2 separate regions of the Mus musculus genome follow, and region 2 is linked to region 1. The links are chromatin loops, found by intact Hi-C in ENCODE. Cell type or tissue: left cerebral cortex. All regions are shown on one strand.

Region 1 (5,000 bases):
ATTCGCAGATATATAGGTAGTTGAAAGGTAATCTGAGATGCATGAGACTGTGTCAGAAAAAAATAAAATAAATTGGCTAACAGGTGACCTAGATGAGATATAATGATGATTTACAAGGATGAAGGAATGGATGTCAGAGACCAGACATATGTGTTAATGGATTGCCCCAAACTGGAAGAACTGATATATAAAGAGGCATAGCATTATGGGCACCTTGTTTCCTCCAGCCACTTGGGGTCTACTCAGGTATGGCATGCATTGACAAGCCACTCATTGCTTTCTTCTTTAAAAATTGCTCCTACAAATCTGCTTCATGACCATGACTATGTGAAAGAGTTGGCAGTGCAATAAAAATAAAATACTATTTCTTCTGATGGTATTTACACAATCAGATATGGTAAGCTTCTTTTATTGAAGGATTCTGGGTTGATATAAATGCACTGCTGGGTGATGAGTGAGTTTTCAGGTGAGCCCGTATAGAAGATTCTCTACCAAACTAATACCTAACCATGTTCAGTAAGTGAAATGGAATGTTCTAGTTTATGGTTACTCAGAACCTACAGCAAAAAATAAAGCATCGCTCTAAGCAAAATGTTAATGATTATACATGATTTCCTTAGAATGAGACTCTGTCAAAGATCTACTTTAGACATTTCACCAAAAATAAACAAACAAACAAACAAAAAATGGATAGTAGCAAAGGTCTTATCTGAAATATTCCCCTATAAAAACATTTCACTTGCTTCTACCCATTTGAATCCACCCTGCTTAGAAACTTAACATTGGGTAGTTTTGAGAAGGAACAACTGGATTGCAGTAACAATTTTCTCCAAATTCCTAACAGCCCTTTATCTGGTCGCTGAGCTCGGAGCTGAGCTGGATATTGCAGATTCTGTTCAATGCAGGGGTTTCACTCCCTCCATCCATCCTGTGCAGGCTTCTCTCACAGAAAACAGCCAACACAAACAACCCAAGCCCAACTGACTGCAAGTTGACTTGCAAATGTCCAAATCCAGACCAAAATGTGAAGCAGGGAGACTTCTTTGAAGGGTAATTATCATAATTCATAATGGGCAAACTTAAACTTTCCCAATATTTCCCTAGAGTCTCCAATGACTTCATTGCTCACAATTAATAAAGTCTGGCACTCAGTTTTGTGTTTATTATTAATAAATGTATCAGTCCTTACAAGTGGGGGGAGTGTCATTTCCAAAACCAAGAGCTAAGGAGACAAACAATGCTTACTTTCAGATTAGGACCAATGCACATTGGGTCTAAGGGATACTTTGATCTTCCCCAAAGACAAAAATGCCTAACAGCTCTGTTAGGATTATACTGGTCTAGATAGATACTAAGCAATTTTTATACCAAAAGTTCCTATCATTTCAACCCTTAGCTCAGATTTTTATAAAAAAGAAATATAAAACATAAAATAAATATTAAATCAGGGAGGCAATCAAACCTTTGAAGGGCATAGTTCAGTTCAATATGCTACAATTTAGTATTAAAAATTAAGTAAAAATGTGTCAATTATGGATTCATTTGATATACAGTGAAGAAATTAAATCAGAAAAAAAAGGAACAAACACTTAAAACCACCACTTCAAAGCTGTTATTATCCAAATTGACTGTTTCTATTGACAGATTAAATTATGTTGCAATACTGACATTTCATGCAAAACCTTCTAAGTGAATACTTTCGAAAATGAGGATTACCGAACTGAGTAACAGGCAGAGAATGTATAAAACAACTCACCCAGCCCCATATGGCTATTCTTTCTTCATCAATGAAACCCATTTCTATGAATTTTCTGAAGTGGAAGAAACAAATTTTTAGAATTTTAATTGTGTACACATGACATTTACTTCATTACACAAGCATATTTAATCCAAAGATTTAATAGAAACGCTCCATCTCTTTGTTTAAACACGTGCATAATAAGGCTGCATTTACAAATAACTAAAATAATATTGTTATGTCTTCTACAGAGGATAAAAGAATCATCTTAGACTCCACTCTTCATCCTTATTGATCCCAGGGCCCTCAGGTCCAATGTTTGAATCTTGTGGGTTATCAAAGCCTGTCCCCAGATTGCCTCGTTAGAATACAATGACATTGCTACTAGTACCAAATTTCCAAATCCTTGGGTCTTGGAAAGGATATTTGCTTCACTGCTGATTCAGTTTTTATTAAAGTTGTATCACTTTATTTGCATAATTGTTGATAACCATCATTTGATATTAAATCCTGTATTCAGTGAAAAACAAATCTATTCTTGCCGTTCAGAGCCCTCCAATTTACTATGGTATGGACAACCAAATATATCTATACGTATCCTTTAAAAATGTTAAATGATTTGCTCGGCTCCATCACATTTCCAAAACGTTTTCAAAATAATTTTTTCCCTTAGGAATAACAGACTACAAAAAAAACAAAAACAAAACAAAACAAACAAACAAACAAAAAAAAACGTTTAAAAGTCCCGGGAAGCCTCCAAAGCAATGTTTGCTGTTCATTTTTACCTTGATTCTCTTGTATTCTAGAGAAAATGAGACTTATTGGGAGAATGGGTTGAGAGCCTCAAGTAAACTTTATAGAGATCAGAAGCAAGGGAAGAAAGAAGGGGTGACCGGAGTGAGTGGGCCCTGGAGAGCGCCACAGCAGACAGATGGAAGGGAGGGACCCCGTGAGGCACAGTCTCCAAAACACATTGGTGTGGCCTCTGCTTTCTCTTTATGCCTTTCTCGTTCGTTCTCCGGAAGTAGAACACGCATGTCTGTTGTTGTTGTTGTTGTTGTTGTTGTTGTTGTTGTTGTTGTTGTTGTTAATGGAATAATGGACTTTCTCCTTTTCTTTTGTTGTTCTGGGAATCGAACCCAGGTCCTTAGGTTTCCTATGCTAGTGCTCTACCTCTGAACCCTTTTTGCCAGCTCTCTAGAATTACTTAAAGGGATTTTATAGCAACCATTTCGCTCATTGCATCGACTCAGCATGCACGTTTCTGACGCACTGAGGAGTTGGGCAAATGCCCGGGACAAACAGATGGGAAGAGGCCCCGTTAGTCACAGCTTACCCGACACGAATTCTGAAGGACACTGAGTGTACAGGGAAGAAATGGAGTAGCGAATGGAAAATTGCTACCTGTGTGGAAGCTGATCAAGGAAAAGCGAGCAGATGTGCAGGAGACGCGTGGCCGGCCCTTCAGCCATTCCCCCACACGTTTCAAAATCAAAATGGGAGTTGAGAAGGTTCGCTTTCTTGTTAAAAGATAGTGTCACTACTGGTGTTGGAAGACAGTTTTGAGCCATAAAATCGGTCATGATTTTATGATCTTGCAGAGGCTAACAATCATATTGCCTTGCATCTGGGGCACAAAGCAAATAACAGGTGATACATAGGAACAGGAAATTCTTATCCGCTCCCTGGCTAGGTTTATTCTGAAAGGATGACATTTACAGGAAATGATAGTTTGGTGGTTAACATGGAAATGAAACATTAACACTTAATGTGGCAGAACTAGGCTAAAGGTTAGCTAGATAATACAAGCTTTTGAGATCAACAAGGCTCCATAAATTTCATCCTCAAAACCTGAAAAGCTTCCTGGAAGGCGAGATATCAGAAACTATTGATAATATGTATTAATCAACACAGTCAAAGTAACACACGAATAAGGTGTTTTTGTAATATTAGAGATTAAATTAAACTTTACATATTTTCCCCACTTTAAAAAAATGACTCTGGGCTAAGGTCATCTTGAAACCTAGTGACTGATTATGCTATTTGAGAAATTTTCTTTTGACACTATCTGTAAGTGTGATAATATATTTTTTCTCTTTCAATTTTTCATCATTAACCCTTAAATCACATAAAATTAAGACTATGGGACTATATACAATGCCGAATATACTCCCAATAAATGGAGCTGACCCTATAATCTCTGAAATTTTGTGATTGTCTTAAATGTGGAATTTTCCAAGAAGCCTGAAGAAACCGTGTTCCTTCTCCTCCAGCACTTGTGAACTCGCTACCATCTGTTCCTTACAGATATTCTCATGCACGGGCAGGCTATGAGGTGAGGTCTGCTCTTCCTCTGTTTTCTACTTTGTTTGCCTTTATTAGCTTGGCTTGGCTGGTACTTACTGTTGTTTTCAAATGCACATGCATGGTTTTCTGTTGACATGTAGAAAATTCGCCTATATAAAATTTTATAAGAGATTCAAGGAAAACAGTTCCGTTTCTGGGTTGATTCGAGAGTGACAGCCAAGGGCTTGCAAACCCGTTTCTTCAAGTTAGGTGTTCACTGTCTGATTCCTAAAAGGCTTCCTTGGGAGATAGGGGGTTGGATCACTCTCGGGATCATCTCAGTCTTTCCTTTTTAGCCTTTTGTGAAGAACTGGATCCTAAGGTCTCTTTTACATGTTCATGTAACAGATTTCAAACAAAGCTAGGGCCAGCCCAGGAGCTCTCTGCACTGCTGCATGTGTTGCCTGAATGGGTCTTGCAGCTGCTCTATGATCTATGCTTCATGAGGGACTTACTAAAAATCCCATCTAACAGTAATGCTTCCCCTTAGAGCACCACCTATCCATGTTTACCAGATTGTAAATGCATTGGAAGCAAGGATTGCACTGCTTTGTACAGAGTGTAATATGGTGACACATATTAAAACCTGGCATGCATTAAGTAGCTGAGCACATGGTAGTGGTATCCTTGCCCTATATCAGGAGAGCTTTCTTTCTCCAGATAACATTCTAGGAAAAAAGGTTCAGGGAAAGAAATGGCCACCAGTTACTGCCTCTATTACATCTTCAATCAAGTACTAAAGACAAGTTAGTATTATTACAAAATTGATAGACAGGATTCAAGACTCTGTGTCTTATACACTGAATGCCAAAAATAACAATTTTCATTAAGGTCCTTACAGGGGCTTCCGATCTATACTTTTATTTCATCCATAAGAGCAAATTAAGGATTCATTTCTTGTTGAGTACTATATCTG
Region 2 (5,000 bases), 700 kb before region 1:
ACCCGAGTGGATGGATGGATGGATGGATGGATGGTAGGGATGTTAATACTTTTAGTGGAACAAAGCCTGTGAAATGATTGTATATAGTGTTAATTTATTGTAACGAATGGCTAGTTTTTATTCTCATTGTCAAGGCACAAAACCAGTTCACGCTTAACTTTTTATTCCTTTCCTTTCTTCTCCTTTTCTTTTTCTCCTCTCATTCTTTCTCTTCTCCCACACCCTTTGTTTTCTTGTGAGTTATTAAAGATATTCTAAGAGGCTCTGGAAACACGAAGCACTTCATAGTGGTGGCTTTCTCACTTCTCAGTTCGTTGCATGATGTAACCACTGTGTGCCCTGGTGCACACAATGTAGCTAAGGAGAATCCACCTGAACACCTGTAAAAGCTAGTTGTCTGTTCCTAGGCGAGTCGAGTAAGTGACACGATGCCTGCCAGGCGGACTTAACTGGAGTTCTATGTGTTTCTCCCTTCCTTCTAAATGGAATGGCCCCACATCAGCAATATTATTTTGCCTTATTTGTTTTTCCCCAAAGTGCCAAATCCATTACTGGTCTGTGCAGGTGCCAAATATGCTGATAAACTGTTTCTGACTATCTTTTCAGACCCCACTCCACCTTTATATGCTGTAAATCTTTGTAATGAGTAATCTACTAATGATATAGATGACTGAATTGTTGGTAACTATAGTGTAGTCTAGTGAAGATGAATTGTGTGAGTTGTATATTTTACTGCATTTTAGTTTGAAAAACGATTCCCCCACCACTTAGAGACAGCTGAAATTTGACTTTCTTGGGAAAACACTAGCATTATTGCAAGTAAGACTGATTCCCCCCAAGTCTTGTTATATTTGATAAGGAGCATTAATCCCCCTGGAAATAGATTAGTAGGATTTCTAATGTTGTGTAGCAAACTTATACTTTTTTTGTACTTTAAAATCAATGTGAAATATGCATCATACACAATATTCAATCTAGATTCCAGTCTATGGGGGGATTTGTCCTAATAGGAATTCAGGGTCTAAACGTGGGTATACTTTGGCTCTCCTGTAAATCAAATGTTGTGATTTTTTATATTTGTTTTGTTTTGTCTGTGAATTGAATAATTTATACAAGTACACACTCCACTGAGAATCGTTTTGTTTTCTGCTCGTTTGTATCGTCTGTGTATAACAAGTAAAATAAATCTGGTAAAATGCTAAATATGGTGTTGAGAGCAGTTTACAGTTTGCAAAGAATTATTATAGGTTATGGCTTTTAGGGGTTAAGCAAGACTAGCCCCTCTTCCTAGCTCTGGGCAGTCTGACAGTAGCCACTTCCTACACCCGCTCTTTTATAGTACCACCAGCTATTACTTTTTTCCTATTTATTTACAGTTAGTATAGTTCTCTTTGCTGCTGTATGCCTTTTCTAGGAAAATATATAAACTGTCTTTGTCCCAGCACTCATTCTCTCCGAAGCTGAAATGACAGGACAAGGAGGGTCTGCAGCTGAGCCAAGGATTTCTTTAAAGTTCACACAGTAATTTGTGAGGCATTAGGTTAGAGTAGGGTGCAATATAAGACAAGTCAAGAGACAAACTGTTGCCTGCAGATGCTGAAGATTTGGTTTTACCAAGAGGCCTTGGAGGTGACTGGCGAATCTTTATAAATGCAAACTTGGACGGGCCTTCCTCTCAGAGAGGGAGGTCTCAGGGCATTGTTCCGGGTGAGGTGGAGAAAGACCCACAGAACCAACACAGGGAAAGGTTGTTGTTAAAGAACCGAATTCAAAATTTGCTTTGGAGAGGGGCTGGGGATTGAGGGTGATGCCTGGAGTCACCTCGGTGTCTTCTGTAAGGGGATCCTCGCTTCAGTTGCAGTTTTACCCAGGTCAGGTCCCCACCCTTGAGAGCAAATGGCAATGAGGAATTTCATGAGAAAGTTTGCAAGTCTGTCTTTACCTCATAGAGGCGACTTCTGTACTTTTGTCTCCAAAGAGGGTGATTCCTGAAAGGGACAAGAAAATGGTTCAACCTTCTCCTTTAGTCTCAGTTGGCCTGGAGGTGACAGAATCAAACTCATCAGCACCCAGAGAGTGTCCCGTGTCACCTTTGTGGTGCAACAGATGTAACGAAGCTTCAAAATTGCAATTAAAATGACAAGTCGAGGGGGAGATTTCACCGATTTGCCTTCCCTGGACAATCCCGCCACTAGACGGCGTTCCATGGAGTCTCGTGTGCCATGGAGAGGGAAAAAAATGATGACTGATTTTTTTCCTTTGTTTTTCCTTTCCCCTCTCCTCACCTAAGAAGTAAAGACGACGGGGAAAAAAAGCACCAAACATGGTGTGTGTGTATATGAGTAGGGAGAGGAGTGAGCAGTGTACTCCCGTGACCGTGCACCCGCCCCGGGCTGTGCTCGGAGCCCGCCCGCCCGCTCGCCCGCTCGCCCGCCAGCCCGCTTGGCCTGGCCCAGCAGCAGCAGCACGTGCTGCCCCGGGCCGCGTGCAGGAGCGCGCGCTCGCGGGGGCGTCAGCGCTCCAGGGCGCGTGGCCGCGGGCTGGCCGAGCGCGCGCTCCGACCCCAGACCCGCTCGCGGGAGCGCGCCGTCCCCGAGCGAGCGCCCCCTCCAACCCCCCCCCCCCCCCCCGCCGCCGCCTCCCGGGCCCCGGGTCCAGGCGAGGAGCGAGGCCCGGAGTGGTGTCAAATGCGTAAGCGAAGCCCTTAGCTTCCGAGGAGCGATTTCACAGGAACGGAGCGCCTCGTGCAGCAAAACGCGCCTTAGCTGCTCTTAGCCAGCTTCAAAAACACTGGCGAGGTCGTTTCCCTCGCAGCTCCGCCATCTGCTGTGTGGACTGAGTCAGCGTGAGGGAAAGCTGCAGCCACGCGCTCCTCTCGGGGGCCGCGTGCTTTCCGGGCCCCCTGACGGCACCCAGGCTGGGTGGCTGCGGAGCGAGGGGACCGTGGCTGCGGACGGGCGACTGGGGCCCTGGGGGCGGCCCAGGGCACGCCCCGGGTACCGGGTGGCTTTACCCAAGTCCAGGCCCGCCCGGGGATGGCCGGCCCTCGCCGTCAACTCAGTCCCCTCACTTCCCAATGGCGTCTCCACGCAAGGGAAGAAGGCAGCAGAGAGGCGAGAGCGCGCTACTCGGGTCTGCCCTCGCCCGCTTTCCGCCCCTGGCCACCCGCGCCATCTTGCAGGCCTCCAGCCTCTTCGCCCCGGTGCTGGCCATCGAGGCTGCTGGGGTCCGGAGGCGCCGCCCGGAGGCAGAACCCGCCGGGCAGAGGCGGCGGAGGTGACCCCGAGGCCGCGCGATGAGGGCCTACCCAGAGCCCAGGCCTTAGGCCTAGGCCTAAGCGAGCTGCTCAGCCTAGGCCAGCAGGAGCAGGACGGTGGGCATGCGGGTGGAGAGCAAGCCTGGGGTTCTGCTGCAGGATCAGGCTGTCACCACCTCCGGCCTCAGCACTCAATTGCCTTCAACCTCCACCAGCATTTTCATTATGATTTTTTTTTTTTGATCTGCTGGAACTTAACCCGTTTATTTCACAAATCACATTGTTCCTGGTTTTTTGGTTTTTTTTTGTTTTTTGTTTTTTGTTTTTTTAAACAAATAATGGGAAGCAATTAGCAGGTAGGAACTTAGGGCAGATGGACAACGTGATGTCCTTAAATTCTGAAGTTATATTCTCTGACAAATCCAACTGTTAATGGTTCTTACTTCCCATGTGACTCACGTTTTGAGGGGTGATAGTATTTATTCTTTTAGCACCGCAGTTTTAAAGGCTCATTTAGATCCAGGTTAGAAACAAAGCTTTATTGAACGGAGGCCACATACATTCTTAAAGAGTGTAAAACTATACTGATAGTCCGACAATGCTTGTTCATAAATGATTTTATAAAAGCATTCAACTTGGTCTCAAGTGCAGCACGTTGCGTGCGTGTGTCTCAGTAGTCAGTCACAGGGATAGAAAAAAAAGAGTGGAACCTATGATCCTGTGTTAAAACAAACCTGATTAGATTCCCTTGAAAGAAACAGCAACAATAGATAAGCTTATGTATGAACTACACAACTTTGAGGCCAGTAACTCGATTCAGATTTTAAAATATTTAATTAAGTATGTTGGCAACTGTATGGCTAATTTTAATATTGAAATGAGTAATATTGTAGCCTAATATGAAATCAGGGTTTTTGTTTTTTGTTTTTTTTTTAAATGTAGCTGGGAACTTTTAAGTATTTCAAATCTTTGTAAATTACTAAAGTCATTGAAGTTAGATTTTCTTTTCCCAGATCAAGAAAATGAGAGTCTCTCTGAGAAGACTGGCAAACAGGCAAGAGTTTAGCTATTGTCTTATATACTTAGTTTAGATCAGTTGTTTTGAGAGTTGTATGTCATTTTGCTTTCCCTCTTTGGCTTATATATTAGGTTGTCACACTTAGAGAAATATAGTCACTTGAAAGAAAGCCCCTCTGCTTTCACAGTGAAGTAAACTTGATGCTGTACAAGTCATTGGTCTCATCTGAGCTGATTATTATGTGCCTTGCGTGTATTTTACACCCACAGTATGCTTTGCAGCGGTGTTCAAGGCATGGCGTGAAAAATTTGATTTGAATAGTTCCATTAATCCAATGTGGGGGAAAAACATGGCTTAATAGACTTTCTACTGATAGCTCCCCTTCTTACTATGCTAACTCTGAAGTAAATATAAAATCTAGTATTGGGAGTATGGCATTTAAAAGACACTTGCTGGTAATATTTAATTTAATAAATATCCTAACTGTGACATTATTAGTACAGTGCAGCTGAACCACAAGCTGGTTCTTCACAGAGGTTTGACCCGTTACTTGTCACCAGATTACTTAGAAACACATCCTGCACTTTCGACTTCAGTTGTGGTTTTTAATTGTTTTGGATTTCAAGTCTTTAAAAATATCTGCACGACAGTGTTCACTGTATGTACAGAGAAGCATTTGTATTTTGTATCATGACACACCTTCTTAGTGAGGAGGTTGATGGAAAT

The links. A loop is a pair of places that touch in the nucleus more often than their neighbours do. Peaks named below come from ENCODE experiments on the same cell type or tissue, not always from the same donor. Only the 100,000 strongest peaks of a DNase experiment are listed, where the experiment ranks them.
Region 2: a loop joins it to region 1, with 5 times the contacts of the local background. A loop is called at or near these places in 2 of 42 quality-filtered maps.

Annotation. Positions count from the first base shown.
Region 1 is chr2:62,510,630-62,515,629 of GRCm38, forward strand. Fap (fibroblast activation protein) reads right to left here. Exons shown (of 26, transcript NM_007986.3): 21 at 1,757-1,811. Among named protein-coding and RNA genes, the nearest start is that of Gcg, 29 kb to the left of the region's middle. In left cerebral cortex, no CTCF peak of the experiment used is centred here; DNase peaks (open chromatin) are centred at 3,045, 4,128 and 4,448; H3K27ac peaks cover 2,469 bases.
Region 2 is chr2:61,812,912-61,817,911 of GRCm38, forward strand. It overlaps Tbr1 (T-box brain transcription factor 1), which reads left to right. Exons shown (of 6, transcript NM_009322.3): 6 at 1-1,203. Among named protein-coding and RNA genes, the nearest start is that of Tbr1, 11 kb to the left of the region's middle. In left cerebral cortex, a CTCF peak has its summit at 2,191 (motif pointing right); DNase peaks (open chromatin) are centred at 427, 1,957, 2,222 and 2,795; H3K4me3 peaks cover 2,609 bases; H3K27ac peaks cover 4,510 bases.